Linked DNA regions of Homo sapiens: all the other regions are linked to region 1. A link is an interaction called in ENCODE POLR2A ChIA-PET data of the cell type or tissue named here. Cell type or tissue: MCF 10A. All regions are shown on one strand. Each heading gives the region's core, and the rest is flanking DNA. Links, peaks and the distances in the headings are about the cores only.

The links. Peaks named below come from ENCODE experiments on the same cell type or tissue, not always from the same donor. Only the 100,000 strongest peaks of a DNase experiment are listed, where the experiment ranks them.
Region 2: POLR2A ChIA-PET joins it to region 1 with 10 read pairs; 8 of 35 experiments call an interaction of 5 or more read pairs at or near these places.
Region 3: POLR2A ChIA-PET joins it to region 1 with 19 read pairs; 2 of 35 experiments call an interaction of 5 or more read pairs at or near these places.

What each region holds. Positions count from the first base shown.
Region 1 is chr17:62,775,507-62,783,341 of GRCh38, reverse strand. The region is part of intron 3 of MARCHF10 (membrane associated ring-CH-type finger 10); the gene reads left to right. Among named protein-coding and RNA genes, the nearest start is that of MARCHF10, 29 kb to the left of the region's middle. In MCF 10A, for the core only: no CTCF peak of the experiment used is centred there; DNase peaks (open chromatin) are centred at 1,381, 1,711, 2,851 and 4,151.
Region 2 is chr17:62,720,773-62,728,607 of GRCh38, reverse strand. It overlaps MARCHF10 (membrane associated ring-CH-type finger 10), which reads left to right. Exons shown (of 11, transcript NM_152598.4): 7 at 3,504-3,670; 8 at 6,011-6,120. All of the region lies in intron 2 of MARCHF10-AS1 (MARCHF10 antisense RNA 1), which reads right to left. Among named protein-coding and RNA genes, the nearest start is that of MARCHF10-AS1, 18 kb to the right of the region's middle. RefSeq lists an enhancer at 3,600-3,679. In MCF 10A, for the core only: no CTCF peak of the experiment used is centred there; a DNase peak (open chromatin) is centred at 3,727.
Region 3 is chr17:62,873,205-62,881,039 of GRCh38, reverse strand. No RefSeq gene overlaps it. Among named protein-coding and RNA genes, the nearest start is that of MIR633, 67 kb to the left of the region's middle. In MCF 10A, for the core only: no CTCF peak of the experiment used is centred there; DNase peaks (open chromatin) are centred at 3,819 and 4,799.

The DNA.
Region 1 (7,835 bases), core at 1,188-6,187:
TGTCTTTGTTCTCATTGGTTTCAAAGAGCACCTTTATTTCTGCCTTCATTTTGTTATTTACCCAGTAGTCATTCAGGAGCAGCCAATACAACATTTTTTTAAGAAAAACATAGTAAAATGCAAAAAAAAAAAAAAAAAAAAAAAAAACTGGCAATTTTTCCTCTAAAATATGAGGACAGGATATTTTATGTTTGCACTATGACACTGTCCCTCAGTGTGTCAGAGAATAAGAAACATTGCTTACATAATCTCAGTTTTCTCCAGATAATGATCTCCCAAGTGTTTGAGCCCTGATTGCACAAGTGTCATCAAGGCCTCATCTTCTCTACTGAGAAAAGTGACACAATCAAAATTTTCCACAGTGAAATTCACCTCTGCTTTGCTCTCTGCATTAGAGATATTCTTTGGGGGATACTGGAGGATTTGCCCCTGGACACAAAAGCAGAGGAAGGGCAGGGTGAGAGGAAGTGTCACTGAATGCATCATTCTTAACAGCCATTCAACTTGTGCTCTCATAACGTCCATCCTGCCTGGCTCAATCCTTTGGGTTTTGCTTGATATAAATGAAGCCAGAGATCTCTTATGAAACTCAAGCCAGATCCAAGAAATCTTCAACCCCCAAAATCATGGATTGGTTTGGAGATTCCCCTCCCAGATTTGAACCCCTAGCCCAATTTTTATTAAAATACAGTCGTTTGGCCAGGCGCGGTAGCTCACACCTGTAATCCCAGCACTTTGGGAGTCCAAGGCCGGCGATCACAAGGTCAGGAATTCAAGACCAGCCTGGCCAATATGGTGAAACCCCATCTCTACTAAAAATACGAAAATTAACTGGGCGTGGTGGCATGCGCCTGTAGTCCCAGCTACTTGGGAGGCTGAGGCAGATGAATTGCTTGAACCTGGGAGGCGGAGATTGCAGTAAGCTGAGATCGTGCCACTGTACTCCACCCTGGGCGACAGAGCGAGACTCCATCTCAAAAAAAAAAAAAAAAAAAAGAACAGTTGTTTGCAAACCTTCAGAGTATAGGCTGCCCATCCTGAGGGGATGCAGAACTTATTCAGCCTCTTCCCACAGGGTCCACAACTCCAGGGAGGTCCTGGAGCTAGTCTCTCAAGGGAAGCTGTGAATAAGAAGGCTGGCATGTCTCAAAAGAGAACCAAGGTCAGACAGATCCAATGTCCACAGCTCAGTGTATTGAATGTTGCATCAGGCACTAGAGTTGCAAAAGATTCTCCGTCAATCAGAAAGGGGCAGGAGAATGATATATAGCTCAGTGAGATGATGTAAACTCAAACAAAGCCTTCCTCCCTAGGTGGAAATATCCCAAGTCATTTCCTCCTAGAGATTGCAGCACCTGAAAACTCGAAATAGCATTTGCCTCTGATTTGTAAAGGCAGGTTCCTTCTCTGATTGAGTGGCTGTTATGAAAGTGAATTGCTTAATCCATGGAAATTTTTCCACCATTCAGTCACTATGTGCTTCTTACCACTACCAAATTTTGACACTTATATTGCAGTTTTCATCACTTGTTCATTCCTTAACCCAGACTCCAATTGTCACAATTCTGATGAGCCTGGAACGAACGAGGCATTTACCATCAAATAATGGCTTCAGTGTCAAGGTATCCTTCCAGACAACTGCCTTGAGGTGGGCAGATCCCCAAACACACAGTTAACCTGCTGGCTGCTTCATCCTGGCATAACCTCCTCACCACAACCAGTGGCTCTAACTGCTGGTTATGCAGCAGTTGGATTTCATCTAAGTCCAAGATGAAGCAATACCTATCAAGCCTGCGCTGAGAAGTTCTTTAGAGTGGTACTTCCTAAATACATTTACAGTCGTGGCTTGGCATAGTAGAAAGCATTTATGAAAGGCCAGCTCTGCCTCTCATTACAATGTGAATTCAGGCAAACCACTTGCAAGCACTTCAGTTTCCCATCAAGGAGATACTTATTATGCATATCTCGTGGGATCATTGTGAAAACGAAGGAGACTTCTAAGTGGCACACTGACATTACAGTACATTATAAACTGCCTTGGTGTCCAAATATACTTGCAAGTGATGCTCCAACAGGTATTGGTGGAGGAGAAGGTTCTGAGGCTTCTAGAATCCCTCAGCCCAGTCCCAGGCCACATTTTTAAAAGCCAACCTAATATGGCAACTTAATTTTAGAGCCTTTTCAGAGTTACGTACAACCCTGTGAACTGTTTCATCAGATTGGAATTTAACAGGGAAATAAATAGTGGCTCTGCATAACCCACTAGAAAGTGGGTAATTTAGTAGACTAAAAAGCAAAGAGGCTTCTGGATATACGGAGAAAGCAACGCCCCTCCTTCCCAGGCACCGGCGAGACCGCTGCTGGCCCAGAGGAGCTTGCTGTGATTGACAGAGGCACGGAAGGAATTTTGTCCCCACGAACCTTCACAGAGAGGGGACAGGAGCCCCGATTTCCCCATAGAAGATGATGAAAATGATTAATTGGCGCAGGACATGGTAAGCCGCAAGCTTCTAGAAAGCAACACATCACGGGCCCTTCTCATCTTTCCAAGATCCTGTATCCTCACTGGAAAGGACGTCGTTCCAAATGCACAAGCCTCAAGGACTGAGAACACGTTCTCACTGCATTTACTTCATGGGGAAGAAAGGTAGAGATCACTGTCAGTTTTTTAAGTGCACCATTTGCTCTGCTAATAAAAATAAGATTCTAGTCCTTTCACTGGTGGCAACCGAGTGCTAAATATTTAGATTCCAGGTCACCAGGACTCAAGGTTACATCGGAAGGAGGCGTAGGCAGTGAACCTGATACCGAGAAGCAGCTGGCAGTGCCCCAGGCCTGGCCCAGTGTGCTGTTCACATCAATGAAGTCACTTGACTGTACCAGCAAGCAAGGTGCGCCTCCAGAGGAAGGCTGTTACCCAACGTAAACACTGTAATTGTTTTGTTCATAAGAATCCACACGAATTTTAGAGATTAACATAAAAAATAAAGTCTTTTCAAGTAGCCTGCAATGGCTTAAAAAGTCAGAATGTCCAGCCATGCATGAGAGCAGCAAAGGTCTAAAACTGTGCCTTTCAATACAGTGGCCACTAGGCACATGTGGCCATTAAACTTTAAGTTTAAATTAATTAAAATTAAATGTACTGTGTAGATCCCTAGTGGCACTAGCCACATGTTACACACTCAAGAGCACGTCTGGTCAGTGGCTGCCATATTATTTTTTGTTTTTTGGTTTGTTTTTTTTTTTAGACCGAGTCTCGCTCTGTCACCCAGGCTGGAGTGCAACGGTGAGATCTCAGCTCACTGCCACCTCCACCTCCCAGGTTCAAGCAATTCTCCTGCCTCAGCCTCCCGCATAGCTGGGATTACTGGCACCCGCCACCACGCCCAGCTAGTTTTTGTATTTTTAGTAGAGACAGGGTCTTGCCATGTTGGCCAGGCTGGTTTCAAACTACTGACCTCAGGTGATCCACCCGCCTCGGCCTCCCAAAGTGCTGGGATTACGGGTGTGAGCCACTGCACTCAGCCATCCGGCTGCCATATTGGACCATGCAGATCTAGGACACTTCTGTCACTGCAGAAAGTTCTGTGGCACAGCACAGCTCCAGATTATAGTCAAGCTCAAAAACAAAACAAGACCCCATGAGCCAGGGAAGGGTTTTGTTTCCCAGAATCCAGCCCTGCATAATCCATAGCACAATGCTTTGCATACTGCGGCTCCTAGCAAATATTAGCTCTCGGGTGACTCAGCTGTCCGTGGAGGCTGGCTCGATTTGCATTTTGTGTTTTTCTATGACCTGGGTATATCTGCATGACTCCTTTCATTCCCTATTGATTCATCCTATCGTGTCCGTGAAACCTTCAGCTTCTCCACTTTCAAACGGCTCTTGGGGAGACATCCTCCCATTAATCTGTCAATGTCAACCCACTGACACCCTTTACAGTGTCATGAAAGCAGCCACGGCTTAGGATGTGGCATATGTGTTCCATGAATCATGCTTTTAATTTTCTCTAATTTCTGCTTGCCCATTCTCAGATTCCTTGTGGGTCGGGCCTCTTCTTTCTGGCCCTAGGCCTGTGTGCTGATGAGGCAGGTCGCGCATGCACACGCTGGTTCTAGCTGCCAGGGGGCCCCACCCTGGGAGGCTGTGAGTCACCCTTAACACCTGGCGTGGTGTTCTTCACAGCCGCCCTCTTGACTCTAGCTCAGATTCTGCGCCCTCGAGGTGCACTGGGTAAGAACGCAGCTCTGCACGCAGCATCTGGAGCCTGAAACGCACGTCATGGAGAGAGAATGTGCAGCCCACGGTTTGACAAGTGCAGATCTGTGGGAATTTTCCTTTGAGTTTGTTTTCCATTTTAGCCGTTGCTCTGTTCACCGTGGCAGGTCCCACAAGCCCCTCAGGCTCATGGTGCTGAATACATCATCATCTCCCCTCAAATTGTTTCCTCTTCCTGAAGTTCTTATTTCTGCCCAAGCCAGAATCCTGGAAATTATCTTAGACTCTGCCTTCTCTTTCTTCTGCTCCTCCTCCTACTTCCAGCAATCAAACACTGAAACCTGACTGTCTCCTCTCCTCTCCCTCAAATCTGTCCACTTTTACCTGCCTTTGTAGGGCCCTCTCTTTTCTTGTCTGGATTTTTTTTTTTTTTTTTTTTTGAGACAGAGTCGTGTTCTCTCACCCAGGCTGGAGTGCAGTGGCGTGATCCTCACCCTTCTGAGTAGCTGGGACTACAGGCGTGCGCCATGATGCCCGGCTAATTTTGTGTTTTTAGTAAAGACAGAGTTTCACCATATTAGCCAGGCTGGTCTTGAACTCCTGACCTCAAGTGATCCACCCGCCTCAGCCTCCCAAAGTGCTTGGATTTGTCTGGATTATTGTCATTTCCCTAATGATTTTGTCTTTACTTTTCCCCTTACAGGCAGTCTTCCAGGCTGCTATAAGAGAGATAGATACCTCTAGGATCAAATTGGATCACAACACTCCTTTATTAAACATTCTTCAGTGGTTTCCCATTGTCTTTGGGATCAAATTCAGATACCTTCGCAAGGTACCCAAGGCCCTTGTGTGCCTGACCCCTGCCTACCTCCCGAGCTCATCTGCCCAGCCTCTGTGCACCCTCAACTCTGAGGGCACCTCCTCTGAAAAAAGTTTCTGGAGCTTCTCCTGGGGGTTGAATGGTTTTGCTCGTCCTGTCTTTGTATTCTTAGAACACCCTCTGGGCTCATGCCCACCATGGGGTACATCTTTCTGTCTGCCTCCTCCCTTAGGCTGGGAGCTAGTCAAAAGAGGAGGCACTGTTTGTGGTTATATTTCCAATGCCTAGCACATAATAGGAGCTCCATGCATATTTGATGACTGACAGTTGTGATGCAGGGCAGGTGAGCCCCAGCCTTGGGACTTAGCCCAGGAGGGTTGTTGGCTTTGCCCAGGAAGGTATTCAAGGGGAAGCCGGTGGTGTTAGGCAGCAATTTTTATTGAAGTGGTGGTGCACAGCAGCAGCAGACAGACTGCTCCTTGTGGAGTAGGACTACCCCATAGGCAGTGTGCCCAGAGTGGCAGCTCAGGGCCATTCTCAAATCATATTTATACCTACTTTTCTTTTTTTTTTTCTTTTTTTTTTTTTTGAGATGGAGTCTCACTTTGTAACCCAGGCTGGAGTGCAGTGGCAGGATCTCGGTTCACTGCAAGCGATTCAGGTTCAAGTGATTCTCGTGCCTCAGCCTCCCTAGTATCTGGGATTACAGGCACCCACCACCATACCTGGCTAATTTTTTGTATTTTTAGTAGAGATGGGATTTCACCATGTTGCCTGGTCTCAAACTCCTGAGCTCAGGTGATCCACCCACCTTGGCCTCCCAAAGTGCTAGGATTACAGGCATGAGCCACTTCGCCCAGGCTATACCTACTTTTAATAGCATGCAGATTATGCAGAAATTTCTAGGAAAAGGTATTAACTTCTGGGTCGTTAGGTCATTGCCATGTAAAGGAGTGTTAACTCCCAGGTGTTGCCATGGCAATGGTAAACTGACATGGCACATTGTTGGGCATGTCTTATGGAAAGCTGCTTGCAGCCCATCCCCGTTTTATCTAGTCCTCAATTTGGTCCAGTGTCTGAGCTCCACCTCTTACCTTGATTGCAAGAATGTTTTAGGAATGTGCACCTATCAAAAGTTGTAACCATATCGCCGTAATAGCCAGAATAGGGATCCTTACTGTGGGCAAGAGAAGAAAGGGGATAATGTGACTTGGAGTGGAGAATGCTCCATGACCTGGCTTGAAATGATTGACGGGAGAATGGTTTGGTAAGGCTGCCAATCTGCAGTGGCCATTTGGGCTAGAAGATTAGTCAGTTATGATCAGACCCTCTTGAAACCCCGGAACAAGTGGTGACCAGAGTAGCCAGCCAGCTAAATAAAGCATTCTTTTCCTGGCATACCACTCTACAGAGGGACAGATGGCTTCTTTAAAACACCAGGTTCCTTTGGTCACAGGTAGGCAAGGATGCAAAGGCATAAGAATGGCAGGGTTGTAGCTCTGAGTAGATGGAGGAAACTCAGAACGGCCTGAAGTTGACCCAGGACTCACTTGTACATTATAAGGGAGGTCATCTTGTTGTGGTTGAAGATTCCGCCAGATAACTCACCAGACTGAACTGGCTATTTCTTTTATGATCAGGTTATAGAGTAATTGGAATACTGGTGTGCAAACCCCTCTGTAGGCAGACCAGGGTGCTGGAGATCTTCAGCAGCATTAATGCAGCAAACAAGTACTAGCTATCTTGGGCAAAGCCAGCAGCGCTTAATTTCTCCTTCATTTCTGTGCTTCGTCTGAGTTCCTCTAGGTAATTTTAAAATAGGGCATGACATTAAAATGGGAGAACCGTCCGTTTGAATTGCAGATGCTTCCAGAAAGTTGTCCTGCCTTTTTCAACGCACAGGCAAGACAGCCTCGTCCTTGCACGAGGGTGATCCTGCCATGTGGCCGGGTTGATAGAAGCACCAATTGTTATCCCAGCTCAGTGAATTGTTGGTGCAGAGGATTGGTGACCTCTGACCCAAAGGGTTCCCTGTGTTGATTGGTCTTAGCAGCGCAGACATTGTGTGAGAGGAGATTATAATAAAATGTCTTTTTTTCCTTTGTAAGTAGCGCTATGTGTTTGTTTACTACATTTTCTTTAAATTCTCTATTTTGAAAAATGTTTCCAGTTTTTAAAACCACAGTACTTATTAAAAACCATTTAAGGGCCAGCGCAGTGACTCATGCCTGTAATCCCACACTTTGGGAGTCTAAGTTGGGAAGATCACTTGAGCCCAGGAGTTCAAGACCAGTCTGGGCAACACAGCAACACCTCATCATTACAAAAGATTTAAAAATTAGCCTGTAATTCCCGCTACTTGGAAGGCTGAGGTGGGAGGATCACTTGAGCCCAGGGGTTCAAGGCTGCAGTGAGCTATGATCACACCACTGCATTTCAGCCTGGGAGACAGAATGAGATCCTGTCTCTAAATAAATAAATAAATAATTGAAAAGACGTTAAAATTCAGATATCAAAATTTTAAAATTTTTAAATTGTGAGATAAAATTATTCAGGTTCATACCTGCATTCCACATATTTTATAACATATAGCATTTCATCCTAAAACTCTTTTATTTTGTTTTTATATTGCTTTATTCATTCAGAAATTATAATACAATTATTATTTGTCAATTAAAAATAAAATAAAATTTTTTAAATTTAAAAATAAAAAATAAGGAAACTAAAGTCACTTGTGTACAAGACACCGTGTTGGGTACCATGGGGATGGTAATTAATAAGCCACGCCCCCCCCCG
Region 2 (7,835 bases), core at 1,713-6,712, 55 kb after region 1:
CTCCTGAGAATTACCTCCTCCCTTCGTTAAACAATTCATTTCCTCTAGAGTCAGCTGACTTATTTTCCTTGTCCCCTCTCATTCATGCTGGTGGTTTCCACATGTGACAGGTGGCCCCCAGTTGTTTCATGAAGGAAGGAATGGGTGGTTTAGTAGAGAGAGGTGGCCAGCACGCTGTCCCCGGCAATTGTGTGCTTTTTCTCCTCTGAGATCCAGTTTCCTGAATGGGAGGTTTTGTGTAATTGAATGTCATTCGTGAACTTTTTGAAAAACTTTGACCTGTGGCCAGGCACAGTGGCTCACTCCCCACAGTCCCAGTACTTTGGGAGGCTGAGGCAGGATTGGTTGAGGCCAAAACTTTGAAACCAGTCCTGGCAACAATGGAGACCCTGTTTCTAAGAAAAAAAAAATTAAAATTAGCTGGGCATGGTGGCGTGCACCTGTGGTCACAGCTACTTGGGAGGCTGGAGTGGGAGGATCAGCTGAGCACAGGAGCTTGAGGTTGCAGTGAGCTATGATTGCCACTGGGCGACAGAGTGAGACCTGTCTCTAGCAAGACAAAAAACTTTGACCTTTATGGAGAGTTCCCTTTCTTTGGAATACAATGACAGAATGTTCCCCTGGGAGAGGCACTATGCCACCTGCTGCCTGCATCACAGGGTATCTGAAAGGGGGCAGCAGCTGGTCCCCTCGTGCTGAAGCAGTTCTTGAGCTCGTACCCTCATAATTGCCCCATCCCCTGCATTGGTGCAGCCCAAGCCTGGCATTTCCCTGGGTCTGCCCTTCCCTTCTCCATGCTTCTGTGAGAATGCCTTGGGTTGCCATTTCCTTTCCTCTCGTCAATATCATCATATCTTCATCGACTTTCCAAGAATTCCTCATTATTTCTGGCCTGCTTGTTTTCCAGCACTATTGTGGATTCATTCTATTTAATTTTCTTTTTTGGTCTTTTAAGAGATTTGTGTGGGAAAGGAGACTGATGGGGGTGCTTAGCCTGCTATCTTGAGCTAATCCTAAAAGCAGTCTCAATTCTATAAAACAGTATGTGCACAGGAGTAATACCAAAGGCTAGTACACCAAGCTATATATTTTTTTCTTTTTTTTTGAGACAAGGTCTCGCTGTGTTGCCCAGGCTGGGCTTGAACTCCTGAGCTCAAGCCATCCTCCTGCCTCGGCTTCCCAAAGTGCTAGGATTACAGGTGTGAGCCACTGCACCCGGCCAGACTCAACTATTAACAAGCAGTTACTTTGGGGTAATGATTTTATGCTTGATTCTCCTTTTCTTTTCTGTGCTTTTCTGTCTCTTCTTCACTTTTATTTGTTAAAAAAAATTTTTTTGCAAAGTAGGGTAGCCAGTGGATCCCCACCTATACCTTTGAGAAGATGGAGGACCTTAAGTTAAGAGTCAGATATTTATCAACCATAACAAGTTCACCACAGAGCCCTTCGTCCTCCTGTTGAGATCAGTGATCTTCAGACCTGCATGACCATCTTAACGTTCAGGTTCCTGGGCCCCAGATACTGAACCAGAACCTCTAAGGGTGGAGCCCAGGAATCTGTTTGTAAAATCTCTACCGGTGAACCTGATGGTCATTTATTTTCTATTGGAAACCACTGATTTAGAGCACTTGTTTCCAAATGCAAATCCCGTGTAGTTGCCTAAATTAAAAATCTTCTAGGCCAGGTGTGGTGGCTCACACCTGTAATCCCAGCACTTTTGAGAGACCAAGGCAGGCGGATCACCTGAGGTCAAGGGTTCGAGACCAGCCTGGCCAACATGGTGAAACCCTATCTCTACTAAAAATACAAAAATTAGCCAGGTGTGGTGGTGCACGCCTATAATCCCAGCTACTCGGGAGGCTGAGGCAGGAGAATCGCTTGAATCCGGCAGAGGTTGCAGAGAGCTGAGATCGAGCCACTGCACTCCAGCCTGGGTGACAGAGCAAGACTCCATCTCAAAACAAACAACAACAACAAAAAATAATCTTCTACCACTTTTCTGCCTACCTTCTCAAACTTGCAAGATCTCTCTCTAGTTTATCTTCACCAGTTGGAGCACTCACTCCCATGTACACATGTTCTTCCTGATTACTTACGAAAATATGGAAATTATGTTGAAATGTATTGAAGTCTGAATGTTGAAAATGTCTTTAAGTTATTGAGAATGTCCATAATGGAAAACTGTAATTCTGCTTCTTTACACTGAGCTGCCCTTTCATGGGGAAAAAAGTCTTTCAAGAAATTGAGCATATATTTCTCCATCCAGAGCAATGTCCATTTCTTCCTCTTTTGATTTTAGTCTCTAGCCAGTTTCCTTTCCTTGACCAGATGGCCCCCAGTCCCGTGAGGACTCTAAAGAAAAGAAAATAGCCTTAGGCTTCTTAAAACCTCCCAACATGAACATCGACCAGCTATTCTTCACTCACCATTTATTAGACACAAATATCTTTACTTACATTTTCGTTAGTTCTTATCTTCATCAGATTCCAGCCGCTTACATTCTGGAATGCTGATGTCATTTGTTGGCATGTGTGGTGTTATTCGGGAGATTGTGTCCAGGTTTATTGGTTCATCATCCACCTAAACCAACATCTATTAAGTGAACTCTGTGCACAACACCTTGCCAGACACTAGATGTACTTTACAGTTTGCAGAACAGGTTCCTCATTGTCACACGTAGCCAGCCTGGCCACAGCCCTAGGAAGTAGGTGGCAGTGGTGTTATCACCATGACCCTCATTGTACAGATGAGGAAACAGGGTCTTGGGAAGATTAAGGAACTTATCCAAAGTCACACAACTCACAAGTTTCAGAGGCTGGCCTCAAACCCAGGCCCCCTGACCACGAATCCCATGCACTCACCAGTATGCCACCCCCACCAACTTCCTGGCAGGGAGAGGGGCTCCTGGCCTTGACTCCAGTTTGAAAATGATTCTGTAGCCATTTCCCTTTACCTCTTGATTTATGGTGGCAGTGCTGGTCCTCCATGTCAGCTCACACGTATTGACAATTGCAAAGAAGCCTGTTACAAGAATTTGTGCCTCAGCCAGGCCCAGGGGCTCACACCTGTAATCCCAGCACTTTGGGAGGCCAAGGCATGTGGATCGCTTCAGCCCAGGAGTTCAAGACCAGTCTGGGCAACATCGTGAGACTCCATCTCTACAAAATAATTTTTAAAATAGCCAGGTGTGGTGGCATGCACCTGTAATCCAGCTACTTGGGAGGCTGAAGTGGGAGGATCACCAGAGCCTGAGGAGGTTGAGGCTGCAGTGGGCCAATATTGTGCCACTGCACTCCGGCCTGGGCAACGGAGTGAGACTCTGTTTCAAAAAAAAAGAGAGAATTTGTGCCTGTGTTATCAAAAATCATCTCACTAGGGTCAGAGGGGGCAGCGGGTGAGTACCAGGAGCCCTCTTCCTTCTCTGTCAATGCTCTGGGAACTGGTATTTGTAGAAACTGCAAACGTGTAGCCTCCTGGTCACGAGGGCTTGTTTTCACATTTAGTCTCCTGGAGGAGGACTCCGAGGAGGAGGGAGACTTGTGTCGCATCTGTCAGATAGCCGGGGGTTCCCCAAGCAACCCCCTCCTGGAGCCTTGCGGCTGTGTGGGAAGCCTGCAGTTTGTTCATCAAGAGTGCCTGAAAAAGTGGCTGAAAGTGAAAATAACATCAGGTAGGTGGGGAAGGAAGTGCAGTGAACGTGCCACGACATGTAATTAACATGAGGCACCACGGTGTGGGCCCCGGAGCCTTGTCATCAGCTCACTCTCCTCCGCAGAACAGCGACTCAGGGACACGTGGCTGAGCTCCAGATCCTTGCTCATAAAAGCTGTCTTTAAACTATGGGAGGGAGTTGGGGGTTTTTTGTTTGTTTTTGTTTTGGTTTGTTTTTTGTTTTTTGCTTTTATCTGAGAGAAGACTCCTGGGAACAAATGCTATTGAATTCTACCTCTGCTTGAGGCCTGAGCAGAGATGCTAAGATCGCCTCTCAGGAGGAAGGAAATAGAAGTGGGTCAGCGGTGGAAGCTCAGCAGACACACAGTAGCCGTGCCCAGCTAGCAGACACCCAGCAAAATACTTCAGAAGGTCCCTCATGAGAGACCCCCAGCACACACATCCTACTTCCTTTTATTTGGGGGTCACCTAAGAAACTAAACAAAGCTGCCTTTTAGCAATAGGGATAAGAGTGCTGATCTGATTGTCTAGAACCATATTAGATAAAGAAATTTCCATGTGCTGATTTTGTCAGCTCCCTAGCATCTTATAACTGGGTGTGCGGCACCTTCTCAACTCCCTGAGCAGGTTATAACCTAAATACAACCACATCGGTAGGTCGGCTGTAGTTTTCTGGGCAGAGAACAGAAGGTTTCTTTAAAGCATGGCTTTAGGAATGAGATCAACTTTAAGCAAAAAAAAAAAAAAAATGCATGGAACATCAGTGCAAAGAGCAACTTGATCAGAAAATAGCTGCGGCTTCTTTCAGACACACATCTCTGAAAACATATCCCCCCACAGCCAGATCCTATTTCTCCCCGTCTTCCATATCCTTCTCCTTAGCCGTCACTATCCAGGCTGCAGGGAGACTTAGAGCTTTACCCTGTCCCCATGAGGTGTTGCCACGCCCCCTCACCAAGGACAGCACACCATGGAATCAGAGAATGAACACGTGGGGTAATCATATTACTGTGTCATCCATGGAGCCCGTTTTATGCAACTTCCCTAGCATAAGAAATATAAGTCCACTGATCAAGATGCTTAAACGCATATCCATATAACGAGCAAAATATTCAGTCCTTCAGAGAGGGAAGAAAACGAGTAGATTTTGGTTGCTAACGACTCTGCCATGCAATCCTTTATCTTCCTAGAAATTTGGGCCAATTAAACATCTAACACAGAAAAAGTTACCTGTGAAACATGTCATGAAAATGCTGCTATGCTCATAAATGTCAACGCTTGTATGGGTGTGTTCAGTAGGATTCGATCGGAAGACTCATGGGACATTTGGTAGCCTAAAGCGTTACTGAATGACGCTAAAAAAAAAAAAAAAAAAAGTCAAGCGAACAAAATGCAGATAAGGGATTACTTCCTGTTCATCCTTGCCCTTTGAAAGTCTCTATTATTTACTGTTTCTTTATATCCCCAGTGGGGAAATAGAATGGAGGTATGAAACTGCACAAGCCCTATTTTTACCAAATACATGCAGGTAACTAATAGGTCTTTTATTTTCTAATGCATAAAATAAACACCAGTACATCATTAGTCAAAAGCCGCAACTAAGGGGGAGAAACTGTCTGGCAGAATGTTTGCTTAGACATAACAGCCCAGCTCTGCATCCTCCACTTTTGCATTGGGGAATAGGATAAAAATGCTGATCTAGAATGCCTGTTTTTATAAAAACAGCAACAAAGGAAGCCTTCTCATATTCCTTTTCCCCGATGAGTCTGAGCTCAGGCTGATGAGCTGGCCCTGGGTACTACTGTAACTAGTACCCACACCTGGCCCCTCGCTCCCTCACTGTTCTCAGGTGGCAATGTTACCTGGGCAGGAGTAAAGGCAGATTTTTAAGCCATTGATCGAGAATAGCTTCTGCCATCTATTTTGGTCCTCACTAATTTATTTACTTGGACCTGTGTTGGGTCTACAATAAAAAAAAAAAAAGCTGAATAGTCACTCTTTTTACAAACACCTGTGTTACAGACTCTTAGCCTCTGTGCAGCAATTCCAAGTTTATGAACCATCCTGTTTATATTTAAATAGAAAGCAAGATCTGCTATTTAAAAGTCGTGGGAATTTCACTTCTATGAAGCTTGCATAATAGATGACTACAAAGGAAATTTTTCAGCTCTCAGATTCAAGGTCATTTTCTACAGAAGATGGCTGGCTTTAAAGGAAGGTCACTGAAGCTCAGAATTCATAACACACACAAGTTCACTCCCCAAATATCACCTGTCCAAAGTGCTAACACAAACAGACCCATGGTTATATGTACATATAATTCTTTATCCAATTTAAGGAGCAGATCTTGGTGCCGTGAAGACCTGTGAGATGTGTAAGCAAGGCCTGCTGGTTGACCTGGGTGACTTTAACATGATTGAGTTCTACCAGAAGCACCAGCAATCTCAGGTAAGAAATGTGGCCACTCTGCCTCCACAGGTTAAAGTATGTTAGAGGGGCAGGGCGAGAAGACATTCCCCTTCCCTGATCTAAGAAATGTAGAAGGTCTCTGCTGGCAGGAGTCTGACAATATCCATTTAGCTTACTTCTCTGAGAAGACCTGCCACTAAATTAGAGTATTAGAGAGTTGAAAAGCCTTTTTTTTTTTTTTTTTTTTTTGAGACAGAGTCTCACTCTGTCGCCCAGGCGGGAATGCAGTGGCACAATCTCACTGCAAACTCTGCCTCACAGGTTCAAGCGATCCTCCCACCTCAGCCTCCTGAGTAGCTGGGATTACAGGCGTGTGCCACCACACCCACCTAATTTTTGTATTTTTAGTAGAGATGGGGTTTCTCCATGTTGGCCAGCTTGGTCTCGAACTCCTGATCTCAAGTGATCTGTCTGCCTCCACCTCCCAGAGTGCTACAATTACAGGTGTGAGCCACTACACCTGGCCGAGAGTTGGAAGTCTTATTTGTCCTGGGTTGAGTTTGCCCTGCTGTTGGGAACAAAAGTAAGAAGCTTCAGTGGGCAACTGGACACAGAAAAATACCAAAAAATTCTGGCAAGCTCCACACCCACGTTTGCAGAAGTAATTTAATAACAAGAGAAAAAAAAATCAGGGTCTTGGAGGAAATGGTCCCTAATTTAAATACCAAGTAACCCTGGGATAAGAAGGAACTGCTTTACCTACATACAGCTAATGAACATGAGGTAAATGCCTACTGGCTGATCTTTATCACCTAGTGAATTAACTCTCCTAGGGTATTTGGACTGCATTTCTAATATTGTAAAAAAGTTAGTTACCCTCAAGTGGGAAGTTGATTTGTGCCTGAGATAACAGTTAATCACCCAATTCTCAGGCAAACAGTCTTCCATTTAGAACTATTAGGTTGGTGCAAAAGTAATTGCAGTTTTGCCACTTTTGTTGGCAATATCCACAATTACTTTTGCACCAACCTAATACTATTTTGTTCAATATAGAAGTCACAAGCCACTTGTGGCTAATGAACAGGTGGCTTGTTCTAATCAACATATCCTGTAAGTGTCACATACACACCAAATTTCAAAGACACAGTACCAAAAAAAAAAAGGGGGGTAATATATCACCTAATTTTAAACACCAAGTTTCAAAGACTTAGTACACTTTCCAGTTCAGTATGTAAAGAGTTTGAAGTTGTCACTTCGTTTTAACAACAAGTAAAAAGCTTTAAAAAGTGCAAAATCAACAACCCTTCTTAGATCCATAAGAGAAGTGAAGTCACAGAGCAAATCACTGCCCCTAAAATTGGAAAGACAGGCAGATAGAATCACTAATCCCAGCACTTTGGGAGGCCAAGGTGGGCGGATCACTTGAAGTCAGGAGTTTGAGACCAGCGTGGCCAACACAGCGAAACCCCCATCTCTACTAAAAATACAAAAATTAGCTGGGCGTGGTGGCGCATGCCTGTAATCTCAGCTACTCAGGAGGCTGAGGCTTGAGAATCGCTTGAACCTGGGAGCCAGAGGTTGCAGTGAGCCGAGATCGCACCACTGCACTCCAGCCTGGGCGACAGAGTGAGACTCCATCTCAAAAAAAAAAAAAAAAAAAAAAAAATCACAACTTACCGGAGCAGAGACTCCTGAGCAGAAAGCTCTATGGAAACCAGTGCTGGACAAGCAATCTTAAGCTGTAATTAATGAAC
Region 3 (7,835 bases), core at 1,844-6,843, 97 kb before region 1:
CACAAGGGTGGGTTGCTACAAAAGTGAGTTTAGCCCTCTCTTGCTCGCTTGCTCTCTTTCCCTTCTGCTTCTGCCATAGGATGATGGAGCACAAAGGCCCTTGTCAGATACTGGCACCATGCTCTGGGATTTCTCAGCCTCCAGAATCATGAGCCAAATAAATTTCTGTTCATAATCAATTACCCAGTCTCAGGTATTCTATTATAGCAGCATAAAACAGACTAAGAGTCTGGTTCCAGCTCTTGGCTATTAGGAATAAAGCTGCTATAAATATCCTTGTGCAAGACTTTTGTGGACATCCACTTTCATTTCTGTTGGGCAAATACCTAGGTGTGGAATTGGAAACTAAGGCCATAGGGCAGGTGCACGTTCAAATTTATGAGAAACTACTACTGTTTTCCAAAGTGGTTGTACCATTTCACACTTCTATCAACAATGTATGAGAGTTCCAGTTGCTTCTGCAGGAGCAGAAAATCTCTACCCCCATCCTCTTAGGGTCCCTGTTGGGTCTGAGAATTAAACTGACTTAAGATGGATAAAGAGGAGAAAGGCATAATAAAAGTTTTATGTGGCACAAGAGTCCTCAGAAAGAAACAAAGACCTGAGGAAGAAGTTAGAGTCAGTTACTTATCTACTGAACTGGACAATAGTTAGTTGTGAAGAAGCAACTAAATTATGTGGGGAGGGTTAAATGATAAGAGTTATTTTGACAAGGTCTGTACAGAATTCTCTTGGTCTCTACTTCTTGTCCTTGAAGATAAGGCTGTTGCCTCTTCTCCTAGAATAGGGAGGGCATCTTCACACAGGAATTTCATCTTCTGCTTTTAAGAAACAGCATGAAGGTCAAAGTGATTTTTTTTCTTTTTTGCATCTGCTATTTTTCAAGTGCCTTTAGCTTAAATAGTTAATATGCCAGGGTAATATATTTTTAACTCTTTCACTCCATATCCTTGCCAAAATTTTGTGTTTGTAATTTTAGCCATCCTAGTAGTTGTGTAGAGATAGCCTGCTGTGGTTCTAATTTGTGTTTCCCTGATAATTAATGATGTTGAACACTTTAAAAAAATATCCTTATGGCCATCTGGATGGCTTCCTTTTGGAAGTGCCTGTTCAAATCTTTTAAAGATTTTTTTTTTAAAAACAGCTTTATTGAGATATAATTCAATTACCACACAATTCACCCATTTAAAGTGTACACTTCGAAGGCTTTTGGTATATTCACAGAGTTGTATATCCATTATTACAATCAACGTTGGAACATTTTCATCACTCCAAAAGAAACCCTGTACTCCGTAGCCATTGCCCCACAAACCCTTCATCATCCTCACCCCTAAGCAACCACAATTCTATTTTCTGTCTCTATATACTTGCCCATTCTGGACATTTCAAAAAATAGAATCGTACAATATGTGGTCCTTTGTGGCTGGCTTCTTTCATTTAGCATAAAGTTTCCAAGGTTCATCCAGATTGTAGTATGTATCAGCATTTAATTTCTTTCTTGCCAAATATTTAATTAAACAGATATAATTTTATTTATCCATTCATCAGTCGATGGAAATTTTGGTTTCCACTTGGTTTTATGGATAATGCTGCTATTAATGTTCATGTACCTTTTTGTGTGTAGATATGTTATCATTTCTCTGTGTATATATCTAGAGCAGAATTGCTGGATCATATGATAACTCTGTTTAGTTGTTTGAGGAACTGAAAGATTGTTTTCCAAAGTGGCTGCACCATTTTACATTCCTACCAGCAGTGTACGAGGGTTCCAATTTCTCCACATCATCACCAACTACCGACACTTGTTATTATGTCTTTTTTATTATAATCACCACCCGTCTAGTGGGTGTCAAGTGCCATCTTACTGTGATTTTGATTTGCATGTTTTCTAATGGACGTTTCTTCCTTCAAATCTTCAGTCTATTTTTAAAAATTGGGTGGCTTGTCTTTTGATGAATGAGCTTCAGTTTCCTCATCGATAAATTGGTGGTAATAATAACTGTGTAGCAGGGTTGTTGTGAGGATTAAATGCAATTAAATGTTAGTGACTTGTGGTTAGGAATCAGGCTTTCACTCATTACCATGGCCAGGGATGTCGGTCTTCTTTCCTGCCTCCAGCCATCCTTAGTAGGGATAGTGTGATCTCAAAAGGCATGAGGTTTGACGTTAGATTCCAGGTAGGAATTTTGGCTTTACTACTTAAAAACTTGTAATCTCAGGCAAGTTATTTAATGTCTCTAAGCCTCAAAGGTAAGGATACCTTACCTCTACCACACTCGACTAATGTGCAGATTAAATCACATGGCTTCTATTTAGTTCTTACCACATCAACTAGCAGATTGGAGATATTCAATATAAACTGTTGTTGCTACAAATGTTTCTTATATATGAGCGACCTCACAAGCCATGAGTAAACAGGGGAATTGGTATAACACAGATGTCATGTGGGTTCCTATGCACTTTTTTCCCCCAGCATGTAAATGTTTTGAAGCCAGGAGCCAGCTTTCTCACAATAACTACCTCTTTAATAAGAGGAAACCTTAGCACTCTATGGAGGCCTTAAGAAAAAGCTGAGAATACACACAGCTGCCTTCTTTAGCTGCAGGGACTGACTGATTTAGTGACTTGGGAACCACTATGCTGTTCTCTTGTCAAGTTTCTGGAAAAACTGAGGGTGCTGTTGAAGAAGCAGTGAAAACGTTTCTCTTTGTATTAGAAGGATGGGTTAGCGAAGAACACCGCTCTTTAAATCAAATGTTTAATTTTGATAAAACTGGTCCCTATTAGAAGCAAATGCCCTCCAGGGCCTATATCTCAAAGCAGCAGGAGGAGCCCTAGGGTTCAAGGCTGGGATGCGGTGTGCAAATGTTTGTGAAAGCTGAGGCTTACTGGGGTAATGTTTCATTAGTTTTGACATTGTTTTTGTGAGTGCTCTGGTTACAATTGCATAGTTTTTTTGTTGTTGTTTTTGTTTTTCATTTTGTTTTGTTTTTGAGACAGGGCCTTGCTCTGTCATCCAGGCTGAAGCGTAGTAGTGTAATCACAGCTCACTGCAGCCTCAACCTCCCCTGGCTCAAGCAATCTTCCTGCCTTAGCCTCCTGGGTAGCTGGGACTGCAAGTGTGTGCCACCATGCCTGGCTAATTGTGTGTGTGTCTGTGTGTGTGTGTGTGTGTGTGTGTGTGTGTGTGTGTGTGTGTGTGTAGACAGGGTCTCATGATGTTGCCCAGGCTGGTCTTGAACTCCTGGGCCCAAGAAATCTTCTGGCCTCACCCTCCCAAGGTGCTGGGATTATAGGCGTAAGCCACTGCACCCAGCCAGGTTTTGAGTAGACTGTCCCAACCCTATTTTTTTTTCCCCACCAACCCTGTTATTTTGGGGCTTGTGGCCATTTTTAGACCATGGAAGCTTTTCAGTAACACACAGATGGTGTTATAGCGAGACATCTATATACATTCCATTTCTCTCTAATGTTTTTTACATACTGTAAAAAATCCAAGCGATCATTGTCAAAGTATAATCTGTAGATACAAGTAGAATAATGAAAACAATGGCTCACATTGATTGTGCACTCTTTCCACATGTTAACTCATTTGATTGTCACAGCAGTCCTCTGAACTAGGGGCTATTACACCCATTTTCTGAATGTGGAAACTGACATCTCTCTGTAAGTAACACGAGTAAATTGAGCTTATGTAACACAGCCAAGGGCACACAGCTAGAAAATGGTGGAGTGAGAATTAAAACCTGTGCTTTTTCTATGATTTAAATTCATACGTCATATTGTTTTGTCATCTAAAAAATATGAATGGGATTATACTTCCATTGTTTCTTTAATGTAACAGGGCTATGCCTTGGTAGAATGCCTAAGTAAAGGAAAGCTGTTAGTGATTCACAGCTATTTACATTTCATAAGTCTCATGTTTCATTCCAAGAAATCAGGCTCATCAATTGTTTGCATTTGGTAACATCTTAATTATACAAATAATTAGCCTTGAGACTAGACATGAACATGAAAGTATAATGAATACTTTTGCTAATTGCTCTGTTCTGTTAGAGGACAGTCATTGGTCTGTAGCATTAACAGCTCCCACATTCAGCTTACTAAATTCTCCTAACTTTCACTTTGGCAAAAGGTCTAAATCAGGGATAACAGATTTCCTCTCTCATGCCTTTTCTAACCCATTGATCATGACTGCTGGGAGCACTGTGTTGAGAAGCTCCTGGGGCCTTCTCTGATGAGTCTGTGCCATTAGTGAGAGAGTACAGGTTGGCAGCAGGTGAGCCAGGTATTTGCCAACTCTGGCCTGAATGTTGAGAAGAGAACTTACCCCAACCTCAGAAGTTTTGGCATCATATTTTCTGCTCCCACTAACAATCCTACAAATATGCTGTGTTCTGTTGGTAGGGGGGTGGGTACAAAAGTGAGACGTGGATTCTGTTTGAATAAAAAAGGCATAAATGGCCTTATACAAAGTAAAACATGTGAAGTGCCCTGACAGTAACAGATACCAGGACAGAAGGGATCAGAGGCGGCAAAGGATTATTTATAGGAACAGGAAGGCAGGAGCAGAGATGGGGCAGAGAATGAATCCAGGGCTCCTTTTGAGGTGGGTCTCAAAAGATAGACAGACATGAGGGTGACAGTGAGGTGAAGTGAGCAGGGCTCAGCTTTTTTCCCATTTTTGGGCAGATGATGAATCACCTGCTATAGCAAGAAAGAAGGAAATGTGCAACAGGAGCGTGTGCAAGGGAAGAGCTTAATGTGGCTGGAATGTCAGAAAATAAAGGAAGGAAAAGTTGGGAAACAAGGGCAGGCCCAGGCTGTGAAGGGCCTGGGAACACCAGATTAGGAATGTTCTAGAACAATGTTTCTCAAGGTGTGTCCACAGAATGTTCAGGGTTGTTATATAGCAAAAGGATCCTGTTGGACCCGGGTGTCAACTACATTTGAGAAACATTAAATTAAAAACAATGAAACAGATTTCTATACCTCAGGAGTTGGCAGAGTGTTTAAAATGCACGCTGTACACATTCAGAGCTAATGTACACTGTGAATCCCCAAGAAGGACCTGTAGTTTGCAAAAATCCCAAACACAGTCACCACAGAAATGTTTTCCTTGGAGCACTCACGAGCTGAGCATTGTGCAGGAGCTTTATGAAGGTGATGGCCATCTACTGGTGTGATACCCACAACCAGCATTAGCTGCTAATGGACCAAATGACTGATCTAGGAACCTGCGCTATTGTTGCAGGAATAGGGAGAGAATCGTTTGCCCCAAAGAAAGCATCAAACCCTCTTTTCCTGTTTCCACCCTGGTTCATTATCATAAGGATCTGTCTTCAACTTGCTGACCCTGTGCCCCCTTTTCAGCCATGGCCAGTTGTCCTGTTCTTTCTCCAGAGCTCAGTTCCTACCCTGATAAAACCTTGCCTTCCTTTCAGGCTTCTAGTGGTGCCCTGTTTTGAATCTCCCATCTGTCATCCTGGCTCCCAGACGTGCTGCCTGATGCCCCTTGACCCCTCCCCAGCCCGCCTGGACTCCTTCTTTGCCACTGCTCTGACCTCCACATACTTTGAGTGCTTTTGGTCCTCCTGGTAAACCTCACAATGTCCCGTCTCAAGCCACTCAGAACCCCAGTGTGACTGTGGCTCCAGCTCCTGCCACTTGTTCAGAGACAAAGGCACCTGTGTCTATCTTCTGAGAAGCTGGGCTCATACGTGCCTGATAAACATCCTCCTGCCACCTTTCCAGGTTGTGGTGGTTTCCAGGTGAGTTTCCATAAATCTGCTTGGGAGGGATGAGCAAGTCGCTTCTATATTTGACATGATTTAATTATCCCCTGTGGAAGGAAAAAATTTTAGCAATGACATATTTAGAGCCGCACTTCCAAAGAGCTTCAGTCAACTGGGTAAAATCGGGTGGGATCACACAACAATTTAGGAGTGTAATCTCTAGGCTTTTAGATGTCTGTTCAACAAGAAGCCGACTGTGAGGCCAGGCGCAGTGGCTCACACCTGTAATCCCAGCACTTTGGGGGCCCGAGGCAGGTGGATCATTTGAGGTCAGGAGTTCGAGACCAGCCTGGCCAACATGGTGAAACCCCGTCTCTATTAAAAATACAGAAATTAGCTGGGCATGGTGGTGCACAGCTGTAATGACAGCTACTCGGGAGGCTGAGTCAGGAGACTCACCTGAACCCAGGAAGCAGAGGTTGCAGTGAGCCGAGATCGTGCCACTGCACTTCAGCCTGGACGACCAAGTGAGTGAGACTCTGTCTAAAAAAAAACGAAAAACAAAAAACAAACAAAAAAATACAGACAGAAGCCAACTGGTGAGGTGCAATGAGGTTGGGTGAGTGGGCACAACTTTGGCAGATATACTTCAGTGGGAAATAAGAGTGACAAGGAGAAAAAGTACAAACTATAGAGGACGAGCTGCTGCCACTATGAACCAACGATTGTGACCCAGGAAAGGGACTTGGGACTCATTGCAGAGTGCTCAGGAAAGTGCTCTGGCGCCCAAAGGCGAACCAAGTTTGGGAAATTGTTAGAAAAAGTAAGGGGGTGAGGTAGGGGGGGTTGTAGGGAAAGAAAACATCACTTTACCTTTGTTTCTTTTTTTTTTTTTTTTTGAGACGGACTCTTGCACTGTCGCCCAGGCTGGAGTGCAGTGGCACAATCTCGGCTCAGTGCAACCTCCGCCTCCCGGGTTCAAGCAATTCTCCTGTCTCAGCCTCCCCAGTAGCTGGGACTACAGGTGCCTGCCACCATGCCCGGCTAACCTTTGTTTCTAACACAGACTGGAATGTGCAGTTCTGGTTGATACATTTCAAGAAAGAAAGCAGGGAGTTCACAAAGCATTTCAAGTGATTAAGGGGCTGGAGGGGCTTCTGTATGAGGTCAGGGTGAAGGCTGGAGGTTGACAGGATATACTGCAGTTTCAAGAATTATGAAAAGTACAGATAATGTGAAAATAGACCAAACCCCAGCTTATTAGAATGAAGACGCTGCATGGTCTCACTCATATGTGGAAGCTAAAAAAAAGTTGATCTCACAGAAGTAAAAAGTAGAACAGAGAATACTAGAGGACAGGAAGGGGAGGAGGAAGGGAGGGGTAGGGAGAGATTTGATAAAGGATACAAAATTACAGCTAGGTAGGAGGAGTAAGTTCTATTGTTCTACATCATTGTAAGATGGCTATAGTTAACAATAATATATTATACAGTTTCAAATAGGGAGAGGGAGGATACTGAATGTTACCAACATAGAGAAATGATAAATGTTTGAGATTATGAATATGTTAATTACCCTGATCTGATCATTATACATCATGTGTATCAAAACATCACTAGCTACCCCATGAATACGAACAACTACTATTTGTCAATTTAAACAATTTTTTTAAAGAAGAGGTTTCTTGAGATTTTCTCAAGATTTCAAGCAAGTTAAAAATGGTTGCTAAATGTATGGAACTCATTACCCCCCAAGAGGTAGAATAGGCTAAAAACAGAAATAGCTTCAAAAATTACTTACATAACGTTGTGATGGCTGGCACTAGCATATCATACTGAGGGAAATCTGTTTTAGATGGGATAAGGGAGGACATTCTTCCTAATACACAGCCCTTAGCCTCACTGTCAGCACCAGTGAAGATGTGGGGTTGGACGACGCACGACAGTTTTACTTAAAAAAAAAACAAGCAGGCCAGGTGCAGTGACTCACGCCTGTAATCCCAGCACTTTGGGAAGCCGACGTGGGCAGATCACTTGAGGTCAGGAGCTTGAGACCAACCTGGCCAACATGGTAAAACCCCGTCTCTACTAAAAATACAAA